Linked DNA regions of Homo sapiens: all the other regions are linked to region 1. Evidence: chromatin contacts called from ENCODE Hi-C or POLR2A ChIA-PET data. All regions are on one chromosome and are shown on one strand. The core of a region is the stretch at or near the end of the contact, and the rest is flanking DNA. Distances in the headings are between cores, read along the strand shown. Region 1 holds the start of TAB1 (TGF-beta activated kinase 1 (MAP3K7) binding protein 1). Region 2 holds the start of ADSL (adenylosuccinate lyase). Region 3 holds the start of TOMM22-DT (TOMM22 divergent transcript). Region 4 overlaps FAM83F (family with sequence similarity 83 member F).

Region 1 (3,451 bases), core at 424-2,923:
GGGACAGTTATACAGGGACCTTGCCCTCTGGGAACTTACAAAGCAGAGGGCCAGCCGTCTAAAATCAATGCCAACTCGGTAACAAGACAGACGTGCCCAGCAGTAATAAAATAAAGGAGTAGTAAAGGTGTGGAGGGGAAGACAGCAATCCCCACTGGGGAGGCCTGGGAACTGTGCTCCTGGGAGAATAATTTCAAGGCTCTGGTTCCAGGTTATCCCTGAGCCAATGTCTACTCACCTCTGTGACGCCAAGGGCGAGCACTGGACCTGGCTACAAACCTTTACTCATCCTTTCACAAATGTATTTATTGAGTGCCCAGCACATGGTGATAGATAATAGAGACACAGCGGTAAACAAGAGATCACAGGTCCCTGTCCTCAAGGAGTTTACTTTCGTTTTTTTTTTTTTTTTTTTTTTGAGACACAGTCTCGCTCTGTCGCTCCAGGCTGGAGTGCAGTGGCCCGATCTTGGCTCGCTGCAAGCTCCGCCTCCTGTGTTCAAGCTAATTCTCCTGCCTCAGCCTCCCGAATAGTTGGGACTACAGGCGCCCCCACCACGCTCGGCTAATTTTTGTATTTTTAGTAAAGACGGGGTTTCACCATGTTGGCCAGGATGGTCTTGATCTCCTGACCTCGTGATCCACCCGCCTCAGCCTCCCATAGTTCTGGGATTACAGGCATGAGCCACCGCGCCCGGCGGAGTTTACTTTCTAGTACAGGAGGCAGACAAGTCCATAGACAATTCTAACAGTGCCATGCATAGGAAGGACCCAGGAGGCCAGCACCCTACCCTGGTAGGTCAGAGTAGTCCATGGTGCCAACATGTGTGTGCATCTATGTGCACATACGCGTCAGAGGACGCAGGGCCTGGAAGACAGCGCCAAACCCATGAGGGTCCAGACCGGGGGTAGGGATGAGTCTGAAGACAATTCTTCCACTCAGCGCTCTCGCCTTAGGAGAAGGAAACTGAGGCTGAGGGAGACACAGTCAGAGCCAGGACCAGAACCCAGTGACAGCTACCACTGGTCATTCCTTTAGTACAGCCCAGGGGTTAAGGGGGTTTCTGGAATCACACTGCCTGATTTTAATCCTGCCTCAATACGTACCATTTGTGTGGCCTTAGGCAAACGACCACCTCAGTGTCTCAGTCTGTCAAATAGGAATAACAGTAGCACCTATCTCAGGGGGCTGCTACGAAAATGAAACTGACAAATGTAAAGCAATTAACACAACGCCGGGGATGCAGTAAGCGGTACACTGTGGATGCTGCTGTTATTATCATTGCACGTCTGCTCGGTGTCGCAGTGGGCTCGAGACTCGGATAGCTCTGCTGCCGCCCGCCGTGTTCCCTTCTGGCTCCAGGACGCTCCCGCCCTCGACGCCCGGCAGCAGCAGCCCACAGCCCCGGCGCCCTTGACCCGGGGGCCGGGCCCGCCGCGCACACACGCCCTGGCCTCGGGAACGAGGGGGCCAGCCCGAGGAGAGGAGAAGGTGGCTGACACACCCCACCACGGAGAGGGTGGCTGTCCAAACTCGGAGAAGGAGCCGTTCCTGCACCCGACAGCACCCCCGCCCAGGCTCCCAACCCCAAGCCCAGAGAGCGGGCCTGTTCCTCACACTCTGCAGCAAGCTCCTCCTCTGCGCCGCCATCTTGGAGGAACCCCTGCGGGAGCGCCCGCCTCCCCGCAGAGCAGCGAGTGGGGCGGCTAGAGCGGCCCGAAGGAGGCGAGGATGACCGCGCTGCCGGGGAGCATGCGCCCAGCGCCACCCCACGCCCGAAGAGGGATGGGGGTCGTAGCGGACCGTGTGCGCAGGCGCGCTCTTGCACGTTTTGTTGTTGTTGTTGTTGTTGTTGTTTTGTTTTGTCTTTTCCTCGGGGCCGATTGCTCCTCGCCCATCTTTATTATTTTTTGAGATAGGGTCTCACTCTGTCACCCAGGCTGGAGTGCAGTGGCGCGATCACAGCTCCCTGCAACCTCTGCCTTCCGGCCTCAAGCGATTCTCCTTCCTCAGCTTCCCGAGTAGCTGGGATTACAGGTGCCCGCCTCTCCTGCCCCAGCCTCCGGAGTAGCCGGGACTACAGGCATGAGCCACCACGCCCGGCTAATTTTTGTATTTTTAGTAGAAACGGGGTTTCGCCATGTTGGCCAGGCTGGTCTTGAACTCCTGAGGGTTCTTTGTGAACACAGTTGGTAAGGGGAGGACAATTCATTCACTCAGCAAATGCTACCTAGGTGACCCTGCTTGGCTCTATAGTGGGTTCTGCAGCGAGCAGGACAGGCCTTCAAAAAGCTAACATTTTATTTTATTTTATTTCATTTCATTTTATTATTATTTTATGTTATGTTATGTTATGTTATTTTTGAGACGGAGGCTTGCTCTGTCGCCCAGGCTGGAATGCAGTGGCGTGATCTGGACTCACTGCAACCTCTGCCTCCCGGGTTGAAGCGATTCTCCTGCCTCAGCCTCCCGAGTAGCTGGGGTTACAGGCGCCCGCCACCACGCCCAGCTAATCTTTTACATTTTTTGTAGAGACGGAGTACCGCTATGTTGGCCAGGCTGGTCTCAAACTCCTGGCCTAAAACGATTCTTCTGCCTGGGCCTCCCAAAGTGCTGGGATTACAAGTGTGAGCCACCCCGCCCAACCTAAAATGTTAACATTTTAATTGGAGAGGACAACATTTATGTATATAAGACATTCTGCCGGGGGCAGGCGCGGTGGCTCATGCCTGTAATCCCAGCACTTTGGGAGGCCGAGGCCGGTGGATCACCTGAGGTCAGGAGTTCGAGATCAGTCCAGCCAACATGGTGAAACCCCATCTCTACTAAAACTACAAAAAATTAGCCAGGCATGGTGGTGCACGCCTGTAATCCCAGCTACTTGGGAGGCTGAAGCAGGAGAATCACGAACCTGGGAGGTGGAGGTTGCAGTGAGTGAGCTGAGATCACTCCACTGCACTCCAACCTGGGCAACAGAGTGAGACTCTGTCTTAAAAAAAAAAAAAAAAAAAGCACACTTGTCACGGGAGCCCACTGTGGCTTGCACAGAGTTGGAGGAGAGAGATGAAGGGGTTGTAGGGACAGGCTCTGACCAAGTGGGCCCCAGGCAGGAGTTTATTCATCTGGAGGACAGAGGGAAGTTGTTGCCTTCTAAGCAAGCCATTGACAGGGTCCCATTGGTAGAGAGATGTTTGACTCCCAGGTTCAAGCGATTCTCCTGCCTCAACCTCCCAAGTAGCTGGGATTACAGGCATGCGCCACCACGTCTGGCTAATTTTGTATTTTTAGTAGCGATGGGGTTTCTCCATGTTGGTCAGGCTGGTCTTGAACTCCCGACCTCAGGTGATCCACCTGCCTTCGCCTCCCAAAGTGCCGAGATTACAGGCGTGAGCCATTGCACCTGGCACCTGCCTGCTTTTTATAAAATTAAACAAACATTCATTTGCAAGCC
Region 2 (3,451 bases), core at 296-2,795, 950 kb before region 1:
CAACACAAAGAACACATACTCAGACTCTACATTCCAATTCCAGCTTGAAGCCATTTACTAGCTTTGGCGACCCTGGCAAAGTCTTGAGTACCACTACCCTCATCTACAGAATAGAATATCAGATGAAATAGAAAGAGTACACACTAGTACATCACAAACCACAACACATGATTAAGGTCTACTACTATCGCTATCTACGCCAAGAGTTTATTAAGTTGATGCTTCATTCTTCCATCTGTAAAACAGGTACAGTCATAGTATTTCATACCTACTCTTCAGGGTTGTTTGGAGGATTAATAAGCAACCATGTGTAAAGGGTTAAGACCTGGGTCTCAGAAGGCACTATCTGAATGTCTGCTATTATTGTAGTGTATCGCCCAATATTTTGGAGGGCAGTGATAAGGGGAGGGAGGGAATCTAGAATGAAAGTTTCCTGTTTGGAGAGTTCCATGGTACAGGTCCTAGGCCCGAAGTCAAATTGTTTCCATGTTTACTGTGCCGTTTGAGAGGGCATTGCCAACTTGCTCGTTGTGGCACTTTCCTCTGAAACTTGAGGAGAAACATTATCGCTCTCTGGATCACCTTCAGTTTGCTTCAACTCTTCTGGAGCTATTTCTGAAACCGCTGGGCTAAGAAGTTCTCTATGCAGCCCTTAGAAAAGAAATTATAAACCCCGTTTAATAAACCCCTACCCGGAGTCTTCTCCTAAGAGGCAAAGCGGAGGCCAGTGAGGCAGAAACGGTGGCCTAGAAAACAAGCATTCCAGTCCTGTCACTAACTACACAGGCACTGTGGAAAACCAAGGGGCTACGTGCTCAGCTCAGGCTCTGGAGTGCACCCAGGTTCAAATCCCAGTTCCGTTCTTAATAGCTGGATGGGCTAGGGCAAACAACAAGCTGTCCGGGCTTTGTTCTCCCCTGCAATGTGGGAAAAACACCATCAAGCCTGCAAGATCTTCATGGATTACACAAGAAAAGATTAGTGAAATAATGAGCACAACAGTACGAAACAAGCGCTCGGTGTCTGTGGTTAGCAGCGTACTCCTGCGGGGATGGCCAAAATGAATTCCCTGAAACTACAGGCTGAATTTCTCCCAGCCTCCTCCGCGTCTCGAACCCTCTCGGACTGAGAACACGTGAGGCAACAGGTGGCGGCTCCCGGATCTCCTGCCCTTGCTTTCCTGGGGCCGCAGCTCCTCAGGACAGGGAACACCCAGCTGAAAATAGCCGGGCCGCAGCTCCGGGGTGGCTAAGCCCAGCCCGGAACAGAGCCCGGCACGTGCTGGGGCGGGCCCGTCCCTCCCGGCCCAGCCCCTCAGCCCGGGATCCGTTACCTGCTCGGCCTCCGCCAGCCACAGCCACAGCTGCCGCCATGTCCGGAATTTATACCTGTCGCTAAACACGAAGCACATCTCCGGGCTGGCATAGCGGGAGGCAAGAGGTGAGCGGTAGCTGTCGGGCGAACCATGATCGCCTCCAGCCGCCATCCCAACCCTGCGACCCCGCCAGGGTGGACTGGACCAGGGAAGAGCGGAAGCGGAAACCTGGAGGCCAGGGCAGGACGGGGCGGGGCGGGACTTCCTTCACGCGGTCTCGCTCTCTGGGTTCCGGGCGCCCTGGGCGCTGCCGGCTGCGGAGAATCTCCGCTGCTTCTGCCTGAGAATTGACTTGGTTCGCTTCTTTGACCAGAAACATGATTGATGCTTCCTACGTTACTTAGCCGCGCTACACTTTAGTTTTCCTGTCTGAAAAGAGGTACATTAAGACTTCCTTGGCCGGGCGCGGTGGCTCACGCTTGTAATCCCAGCACTGTGGGGGCCCCAGACCGGAGGATCGCTTGAGGCCGACAGATCGAGACCAGCCTGGGCAACACAGGGAGACCCTCCCGTCTCTAAAAAACAAAAAGCAAAAAAAAAAAAAAAAAAAAAGGCCTGCCTTTCGGGTTGTGCGGATTCAGTGTTAGAGCGGTGTCTGGCACACTTGGAAGGCCGTGTGTACGCTTGCTGTTACTCTTATTACTGTCGCCCCACCCACTCCTGCCCGCGGCGCACCGAGCTCGGCTCTAAGGAGAAATGAAGATACCCAAGGGAAATCGGCATTTACTGCGCCCCCAGTGAGCCGGCTGCGGTGGCCTACGCCTGTAATCCCAGCACTTCGGGAGGTCGAGGCAGGCAGATTTCCTGAGCTTAGGAGTTTGAGACCAGCCTGGGCAACACGTGAAACCCTGTCTCTACTAAAATACAAAAAATTAGTCGGGCATGGCGGCCTGTACCTGTAGTCTCAGCTACTTGTGAGGCTGAGACAGGAGAATTTCTTGAACCCGGAAGGCGGAGGTTGCAGTGAGCCAAGATCGCGCCACTGCACTCCAGCCTGGGCGACAGAGCGAGACTCCGTCTCCAAAAAATAAAAGAATTAAATAAATAAATAGAAATAGAAACACTCAAGTGGCCCCCCCCCTTTTTTTTTTTTTTGACAGGGTCTTGCTATGTTGTTCAGTCTGGAGTGCCAGTGGGGTGATCACACAGGAAAGGGTTCATCTGGAGCTGTAAGAGCCAGGTGTCTCAGCTGGGCACGGTGACTCACGCCTATAATCTCAGCACTTTGGAGGCTGAGCTGGGCAGATCGCTTGAGTCCAGGAGTTGGAGACCAGCCTGAGCAACATGATGAAACACTGTCTCTACAAAAAATACAAAAATTAACTGGGTATGGTGGTGTGCACCTGTAGTCCCAGCTACTTGGGAGGCTGAGGTGGGAGAATCACTTGAGCCCAGGATGTTGAGGCTGCAGTAAGCCATGATTTTGCCACTACAGCTTAGGCAACAGTGAGACCCTGTCTCAAAAACAAAACAAACGAAAAGAGCCGGGTGCCTGCACCCTCTCCACCTGCACTTAACTCCTAGCTCTCTGCCTTTTACGTGAGGAATCTAAAGACACTCAAGCCAGGTGTGGTGGCTCACGCCTGTAATCCCAACACTTTGAGAGGCCGAGGCGGGAAGATCGCTTGAGCCCAGTACTATGCTGCTTTGAAATTACTTGTTTCTGAGTGCCTTACTAAAATGAGACCTGTGGAGGAATTCCAATTTTAACTCCCAGTTTATTTGCTGAGAGTTAACTTCACTTTTCCAATAACCATAATATTTCTAGACTATTACAAGTACATGATTAAGGGCCAGGCACGGTGGCTCACACCTGTAATCCCAGCATTTTGGGACGCTGAGGCAGGTGGATCACCTGAGGTCAGGAGTTGGAGACCAGCCTGGCCAACATGGTGAAACCCCATCTCTACTCAAAATACAAAAATTAGCCAGGTCGTGGTGGCAGGTGTCTGTAATCTCAGCTACTTAGGAGGCTGAGGCAGGAGAATCACTTGAACCCAGGAGGTGGAGGTTGCAGTGAGCCGAGATCGTGCCACTGCACTCCAGCCTGGGCAACAAAGTGTGACTCCAACTCAA
Region 3 (3,451 bases), core at 675-3,174, 720 kb after region 1:
GTCCTAGAAGTATCTGGAAAAGAAAAGGAGGGGTGTAAGGCATCATACAGGCCTAGAGAGCTTATTCTCACCATACCTGATGGGGCCAACGTCTACAAAAATAATACTGAAAGCACAGTCAGACAACTAAAAGAGCATGGGCCCGATCCCAATCCCCACCCACACATTAACTGTTGGTCAACTCAGGTGCTACAACAGGAGCCCTCAACCCCTGGGCTGTGGACTGGCACTGGCCCATGGCCTGTTAGGAGCTGAGCCACACAGCAGTAGATCAGCAGCAGGCAAGTGAGAGAAGCTTCATCTGTGTTTACTGCTGTTCACCATCGCTCACATTACTGCCTGAGCTCCACCTCCTGTCAGATCAGCAGCAGTGTTAGATTCTCATAGGAACACAAACCCTTGTGAACAGTGCATGCGAGGGATCTAGGTTGCAAGCTCCTTATGAAAATCTAATGCCTGATGATCTGTCACTGTCTCCCATCACCCCCAGACAGGACTGTCTAGTTGCAGGAAAACAAGCTCAGGGCTCCCACTCATTCTACGTTATAGAATTATTTCATTATATATTACAATGTAATAATAGAAATTCAGTGCACAATAAATGTAATGCACTTGAATCATCCAGAACCCCCCCCCCGACCCCCGGCCACCCCCAACCCACCATCCATGTAAAAACTGTGTTCCATGAAACCAGTCCCTGGTGCCAAAAAGGTTGGGGACCAATGTGTTAGTGAAATAACTTGCGTCTCCACCACTGGCAAAAAGCCCAAGGTCTGGGCTCACCTGCCGCTGCTGCAGTTGCTGCTGTTGCTCCATTTGCAACTTCTCCGTCTCAAAGACAACGGGAAGAACCAGGATCATAAAGGAAGTGGTCCCAATCCACAAGGCTGCCCTGGAAAACCTGCAGAGGAAAATCCCCAGAGGGTGAGCATGAAGACATGCAAACAAAACAGGCAAGAACTACCCAGTAACCAAACCTCTCACATTACATACTCCAATGTTTTTGATAAACGTATTCTACCCGCTCCTTACACCATACTCCTACCAGAGACAGGAGGAGCAGCTATGGTAGCTGTATCATCTAGTGATGGCGGTTTAACATTCTCCTGAGTTCTTACAAAGCTCCTTATTCATTAATTATCTCCAACAATCTGAAATAACCCCCACAACTCCCCTGCCAGGTAAGAATCCCCATTTTACAGAAGAGGAAACTAAGAAAGGATAGGGTACAAGCCCAAGGTCACCCAACACGGGTCTGCTGCTTCCAAACCCCGTGTTCTTTCACAGCACCACGACCATCCCATGCACGTACCCAGTGCCTTTGCCCTCGTTCCTTACCTGTACATTTTCTGAGCCACAAAGAGGGAAAGATCAAAAGTGGCTCCGGCCGCGGACCGGACCCTCTCCGGAAACATCTCCGTCAGGCCCCATAGTCTCTCCGACAGGGTCTCATCTAGCTGTGGTGGAGTAGACGCGGGTCTTAGCCGAAAAAGCGACATCCATTCCTGGCCCCGCTGCGGCACTGGGAGCCGCCGAGCCCCACTGGAGCTAGGGCACCCAGGGCCCAGCAGGGCCCCTAACCCCGCCTCCCAAAGCAGCCGCTTCGCTCCGATCCCGTACCACGCGGATCCCACACCCACGAGCGGGCCCGCTTCCCGCTCTGCACCCCGCGAGGCCCTAGTACCTCCTCATCGTCGTCCTCCTCCAGCTCCTCCTCAGGCTTCTCCGCGTCGCCTTTCGGGAGCAATTCGTCCGGGGACTGGGGTTCCCCTGCACCGGCAGCAGCGACGGCGGCAGCCATGACTGTAGGGGACACCGGAAGCGGAAAGGAGGTGAGCGCAGCCGAACGGCGGACAGAGCTGCTTTTCCGGGAGCCGAGGCGCGAGCCGGGCGAGAGCGGCGCCCTCTAGCCCCGGGTCCTCCAGTGCCCGCAGCGGGTCCGGCAGCCCTGGCCTTATCCGGGCGTCGGGGCTTCGGCGGGCATTAGCAGCAGCTGAGAGGCCTGTGAGAGGTTCTGGGGCGCCACCGCAGTCATTCTGTTCAGCGGGTATAGGGTGAGCTCAGAAACTTGCTTGTTTTTCTTTTTTTCAAATGCGTTGTTTTAATTCCAGGTAATAGAGTTCAGGGGAGAACAAAGATCAAAGGGCTGACTCTGGCAAGATTCTGGGGGCTTGTTTTACTTTAAGTTCACAGCTAAGGTAGGAGTGGCTGAGTGAAAACAACTCAAGAGATGATGAGCCACTGTATTTTTTTTTTTAACAAAAGTTTATTCTTAAATTTACAACAGGCTCCAAGACAACACTTTATTCGAGCATAGGTGGCCAAAGATGTGGCCGGGAATAGAGATGTTTAAAGACGAATGGAGTCAGGCCCACCATCACCGCAGGCCCAAGGGACAGTGGAACAGGTCGCTTTTTGTAAGATTTTAGCTTTTTGTTGTTGTTGTTGTTGTTGGTTTTGTTTTGAGACGGAGTCTCGCTCTGTCGCCCAGACTGGATGGAGTGCAGTGGTGTGATCCCGGCTCACTGCAAGCTCCGCCTCCCAGGTTCAAGCGATTCTCCTGCCTCAGCATGCACCACCAACCACGCCCCGCTAATTTTTTGTATTTTTAGTAGAGACGGGGTTTCACCATTTGGCTAGGCTGGTTTTGAACTCCTGACCTCAAGTGATCTGCCCGCCTCGGCCTCCCAAAGTGCTGGCATTACAGGCATCAGCCACCGCACCTGGCCTATATATAGTTATATATTATATATAATATATATTTTATGTGTGTGTATATATATACGTATATATGTATATATATGTATATATGTGTATATATGTATATATGTGTATATAGGTATGTGTATATATGTATATATATACATACGTATACATATATACGTATTATGTATATATACATACACACATATACACACACACACACACACACACATACATATATATATAAAGACAGGGTTTCACTGTGTTGCCTAGGCTGGTCTTGAACTCCGAGACTCAAGCAATCCGACTGCCTCAGCCTCCCCAAGTCCTAGGATTACAGGCCTATGCCACTGCGCCCCACCTTGCCGGATTTCTTAATTCGGCCTGTGACCAGGGCCAAAGATTTATCTTCCTTGTCCATCTCCTTGGCCTGCTTCTTGGGCTGTTTTAGAGAGACACTGATCCAGTTTCGTTTTCCTGAGCCATGTTTTACTTGGTAGGAATAAATTAGTGTCTTGCAGGTCTTTTGGGAAAACATCAGGTAAATCTTCCCTATGTACCAAACAAAGGTAAGAGTTAACACCTAAATACCAGGTGCTCTGGTGCCTGTGGGTGTGGGTGGGTGCGGTGTGTCCTCCTTTAATCTTCACAGCAGCTCACTGGGGTAGGCACTGTTATCCCCATTTTAGAAATGAGGAAACTGAGGCATAGTACATAGATTTCTAGTAAGTAGGTGAGCTGGTCAGAA
Region 4 (3,451 bases), core at 538-3,037, 620 kb before region 1:
ATACTCCTTATCAAGCAATTTTACAGGCTGTCAGCTCTGAGCTTTTTCTATTTTTTCTCTTATGACAGAAACTGTCATCAACTCAGGTTCTCCCTTGACAAGAGGGCAGCAGAGACAGAAAGAACAGAGGCAGAATCTGAACTCCAGGGGACCTCGGAAACCCTCAATGGTGCACTCCCCCACCTTCTAGATGAGAACACAGCCCCAGGGAGGGGACGGATGTGTCCTGGGTACAGGGAGCAATGTGTCCCGAATTGAGAGCCAGGTGGCAGCTGCTCTGGGAGGTTCTGAACATTTACCAGGGGAAGGGGACACTTTCCCTGCATGGGGGCCCAAAGGCAGGAGCTCAGGTTCTCACTGATTCCCACGGTGGGTGCCCCATGCTGTCAGGGGCCCACCTTCTCACACATGCAGTCCTGGCTGCTTAGCTGCTGCTGCCTGAGGGGAGACACTGAAGCAGCCCCACTTGGCCATGGTGTGGGAAGCTGGAGGCCGTGAAAAAGGGCCTCTTAGGAGAGGAGCTCCTGGCCAGGCGCGGTGGCTTGTGCCTATAATCCCAGCGCTTTGGGAGGCCCAGAGGTAGGAGGATCACTTGAGGCCAGGAGACCAGCCTGGGCAACATGATGAGACCCTGTCTATACAAACAATTTAAAAAATTAGCCAGGCATGGTGGCACACACCTGTGAGCCCAGCTACTCAGGAGGCTGAGGTGGGAGAATCGCTTGAACCGAGGAGGTTGAGGTTGCAATGAGCTGTGGTCGCACCACTGCACTCCAGCGAGACATTGTCTTAAAAACAAACAAAACCAGCAAAAGACAGGAGAGGAGCTGCTGCTTCTCCCTCAGGCCTTGGGAGGGAGAGGAAAGGTGCGTGAATTTCAGGACTGCAGGTACTGGGCGCCCACCCAGGTGGGCAGAAGCCTTACCGGAGGAGGCTGCTCTGTGTTCGTCTAAAGGACGGACAAGGAACGGGATGATGGTTCCGGGCATCCCCGGACCTTCCTGGCTGTCCGTGCCCTCGCCCTCACTATTCCCTCTCTCTCTCTATCCCAGCATCAGGTGCCCTGGAGAGGAGCTTCCCAAGGGTACCGTCTGTGTCTGCAAGGCTGGCTCCTGGGCACCATGTGCAGACACCAGAGAGCGGCAGCAGGGGCAGGGCCGCCGTGACCACCCGAGATGTGGGAGCAGGGACATGGATGTGGAGGGACACGCAGAAGGCAGCGGGAAGGGACAAGACAATGGGCTTTGAGTTTCCATGGAAACTGCATCTCAGGGCGAGGGGCTGAAGGAAGAGAAAGCTTCCACTCCACTTCAGTCAGGACTCGGGAAATAGTCCTTGCTGCTGTCGGCTCGCCCCCTCCTTCCCCTCTTCCACCTCCTTCCCCTCTTCCCCTCGCTCCCTTGCCAGGTGTTCACCATGGCAACCCTTCCTCCAAACCAGAGGTACAGAGCAGGAGCAGCAGCAGCAGCAGCAGCTGGTGTTAGGGGAGCCAGGGAGCCCAGGAGGAATGGGGATGGGGCCAGCCACCCCTCCCCTGACAGAACATGGCTGTGCCCATGCCTGGTCTTGAATCCTGGCCTTACTACCACTTCCTGTGACCTGGGACCACTTCATTCACCTCTCCGAGCCATCTGCCACCTCTGTGCTTGAAGGGTGGTTGTGGGGGCAGAAGGGGAGAGAGAGTGCCTGTGCAGGACCTGGCAAGCCAGCAGCTCAGTCAACGTCTCCAGGCCAAACAGAAGGAACGCCCTGACACTCCCACTGTGCCCACAGCCACAGAGGCGCCCAGGCCTGTTCCAACTCCAAGAAGCAAAGTTAGCCAACATTTCCTGAGCACAGAATGTGTCAGACTCCAAAGCAGTGCTGGGGAATTAGCAGAGGGGATGACACTTGTGCTCCCTGCTCTCACACCATCACAATCCGGTTAAAGCTGGTGTGCAGGAATGCAGGAGTCCTGGAAGCCCTTGGGCCGGGCACACAAGACCTCAGGCCCTGCCATCGCCCACCTGGCCAGCCAGAGCCCAGTTCTCATCACTGGGCTCCACAGCGATGGAGGGAGAAACCCCACCATGGAAAGTCCCCTGACTCAGGGATGCAGAGATGAGAAAGGCACCGCCACCAGCCACCTGAAAGGCCACCCCAGAGACTGCTGCAGAGAGAGACATAAAGTCCAGGGCCTCCTGGGGATCCCAGAGAGATGCCCAGAAAGACGCTGCCATGGAACAATCCCACCCAGGGACAAGCAGCTGGGCAGACAGCACTCAGCAGAGGGACGTGGAGAAACCAAGTCGGACTGCCCGTCACAGAGACAGGAAACTGGGTCAGGGCACCAGTAGGGTACAGGGGAGGGTGGGGTGTGTCTAACCAGGTGAGATCCTGACAATAGGTGATCTGGCAAGGGAAAAGGTTTGCTAGAAAGAGCCCTCAACTCAGAGCCAGGGTCGAGCTGCAGCCATGCACCCCACTGTGCAGAGCCCCCGTTTCTTCACTTACAAAGGAGAAAGTTTCTCAGCTTATTTGATTTGTTGGGTTACCATGAGGGCTGATCTGAATGCCTTCTAGCAGTAGCATTAGAAGCTCTGAGACCCCTCCATGCCAAGCCTGGAATCCTTCTCTTTTTTCAGAGAAGAGGAAAATGAAACTCAGAGCTGCAGGACTTGCCCAAGGCCTCCAGGCAGCTAATGGCCGGGGCCAGAATGGGAACCAAGGACCCCGGAACCCCAGAGCTCCTGCCCTCTCTGTGCCCACAGATGGAATCTACTCCTCTGCAGGTATGAGGCAGTGCTCCTGGATAAGAGCCGATGCGGGGCGAGGGCCAGAGGCCTGGGGAGGCACCAGGCCAGAGGGAAGAGGGCTCACCTGAGATGTCAGCACTGGAATTCTCGTTGGGCCTCTTCCCCGTCAGAAACTCCACTTCAGAGGTCTCGGTGGAGACAGAGCTGGCCATGCCATTGGGCGCCGCAGGCCTCTTGGCTCGGCGACTGAAGAGCCTGCTGCTGAAGCGCCTGGCGGGGGCGGCCTCCCCCCGGGCCGCTTCTCCCATGCCGTTTCGGCTGGGTGCCTCTCGGGATTTGGGCTTCAGGTCTCTGTGCATGTGAGAGACCATCCTGCCATCCTTCTGGCTCAGCTCTCCCAAGGGGATGGGCTCCACGGGGGGCAGCACCTGCTCCACCGTAACCAGGTCTTTCAGGAAGCTCTCCAGGCGCCAGGCCGACTCGCCACCGCTGGCGCCCTCCTCCTGCCCCTCCGGGTTGCCGCCCGCCTCCCGCTGTTGCCGGGCAGCCCAGCGCATCATCTCCCCAGGCGGGTGGCGGCAGCCTGACACCAAGGCGTACTTGGGGTTGATAAGCTTTCGAGCCACAGTGGAGGAGTAATGGAGGCCAACCCTGCCCGCCAGGCTCAGCTGCCGGTACAAGTCCACCTCCTCGGAGATGGCGTACAGCTCCCGGAA

Evidence for each region. Hi-C counts contacts between places; a loop is a spot of excess contacts on that map. ChIA-PET counts read pairs that join two places held with the same protein, here RNA polymerase II (POLR2A). Pooled maps may share reads with other maps.
Region 2: a loop to region 1 is called in a pooled map, with 10 times the contacts of the local background. The contact joins the promoter of ADSL here to the promoter of TAB1 in region 1. A Hi-C loop is called at or near these places in 7 of 50 pooled maps.
Region 3: a map of B cell shows a loop between it and region 1 (13-fold over the local background). The contact joins the promoter of TOMM22-DT here to the promoter of TAB1 in region 1. A Hi-C loop is called at or near these places in 1 of 168 maps with a recorded cell type or tissue (B cell), 1 of 37 single-sample maps with no recorded cell type and 7 of 50 pooled maps. POLR2A ChIA-PET finds 5 or more read pairs at or near these places in 1 of 52 experiments (T-cell).
Region 4: a loop to region 1 is called in a pooled map, with 3 times the contacts of the local background. The contact joins the enhancer-like site here to the promoter of TAB1 in region 1. A Hi-C loop is called at or near these places in 1 of 168 maps with a recorded cell type or tissue (vagina), 2 of 37 single-sample maps with no recorded cell type and 2 of 50 pooled maps.

The regions. Positions count from the first base shown.
Region 1 is chr22:39,398,002-39,401,452 of GRCh38, reverse strand. TAB1 (TGF-beta activated kinase 1 (MAP3K7) binding protein 1) reads right to left here and starts at 1,673. Exons shown (of 11, transcript NM_006116.3): 1 at 1,618-1,673. The coding sequence starts at 1,650. RefSeq lists a silencer at 1,315-1,454 and an enhancer at 1,615-1,734.
Region 2 is chr22:40,344,594-40,348,044 of GRCh38, reverse strand. It overlaps ADSL (adenylosuccinate lyase), which reads right to left and starts at 1,545. Exons shown (of 13, transcript NM_000026.4): 1 at 1,334-1,545. The coding sequence starts at 1,486. RefSeq lists enhancers at 490-1,002, 1,003-1,516, 1,517-2,030 and a silencer at 1,203-1,292.
Region 3 is chr22:38,680,329-38,683,779 of GRCh38, reverse strand. It overlaps TOMM22-DT (TOMM22 divergent transcript), which reads left to right and starts at 1,924. Exons shown (of 2, transcript XR_007068097.1): 1 at 1,924-2,054. It overlaps TOMM22 (translocase of outer mitochondrial membrane 22), which reads right to left and starts at 1,823. Exons shown (of 4, transcript NM_020243.5): 1 at 1,685-1,823; 2 at 1,339-1,457; 3 at 784-901; 4 at 1-13. The coding sequence starts at 1,801. RefSeq lists silencers at 1,480-1,529, 1,920-1,989 and enhancers at 1,720-1,789, 836-2,035.
Region 4 is chr22:40,021,372-40,024,822 of GRCh38, reverse strand. It overlaps FAM83F (family with sequence similarity 83 member F), which reads right to left. Exons shown (of 5, transcript NM_138435.4): 4 at 2,860-3,451. Among named protein-coding and RNA genes, the nearest start is that of TNRC6B-DT, 21 kb to the left of the region's middle. RefSeq lists enhancers at 1,142-1,642, 1,643-2,143. Within about 2 kb of position 1,787, at least 2 of the 41 ENCODE cell types and tissues checked have a DNase peak (open chromatin) inside an H3K27ac peak, as active enhancers do.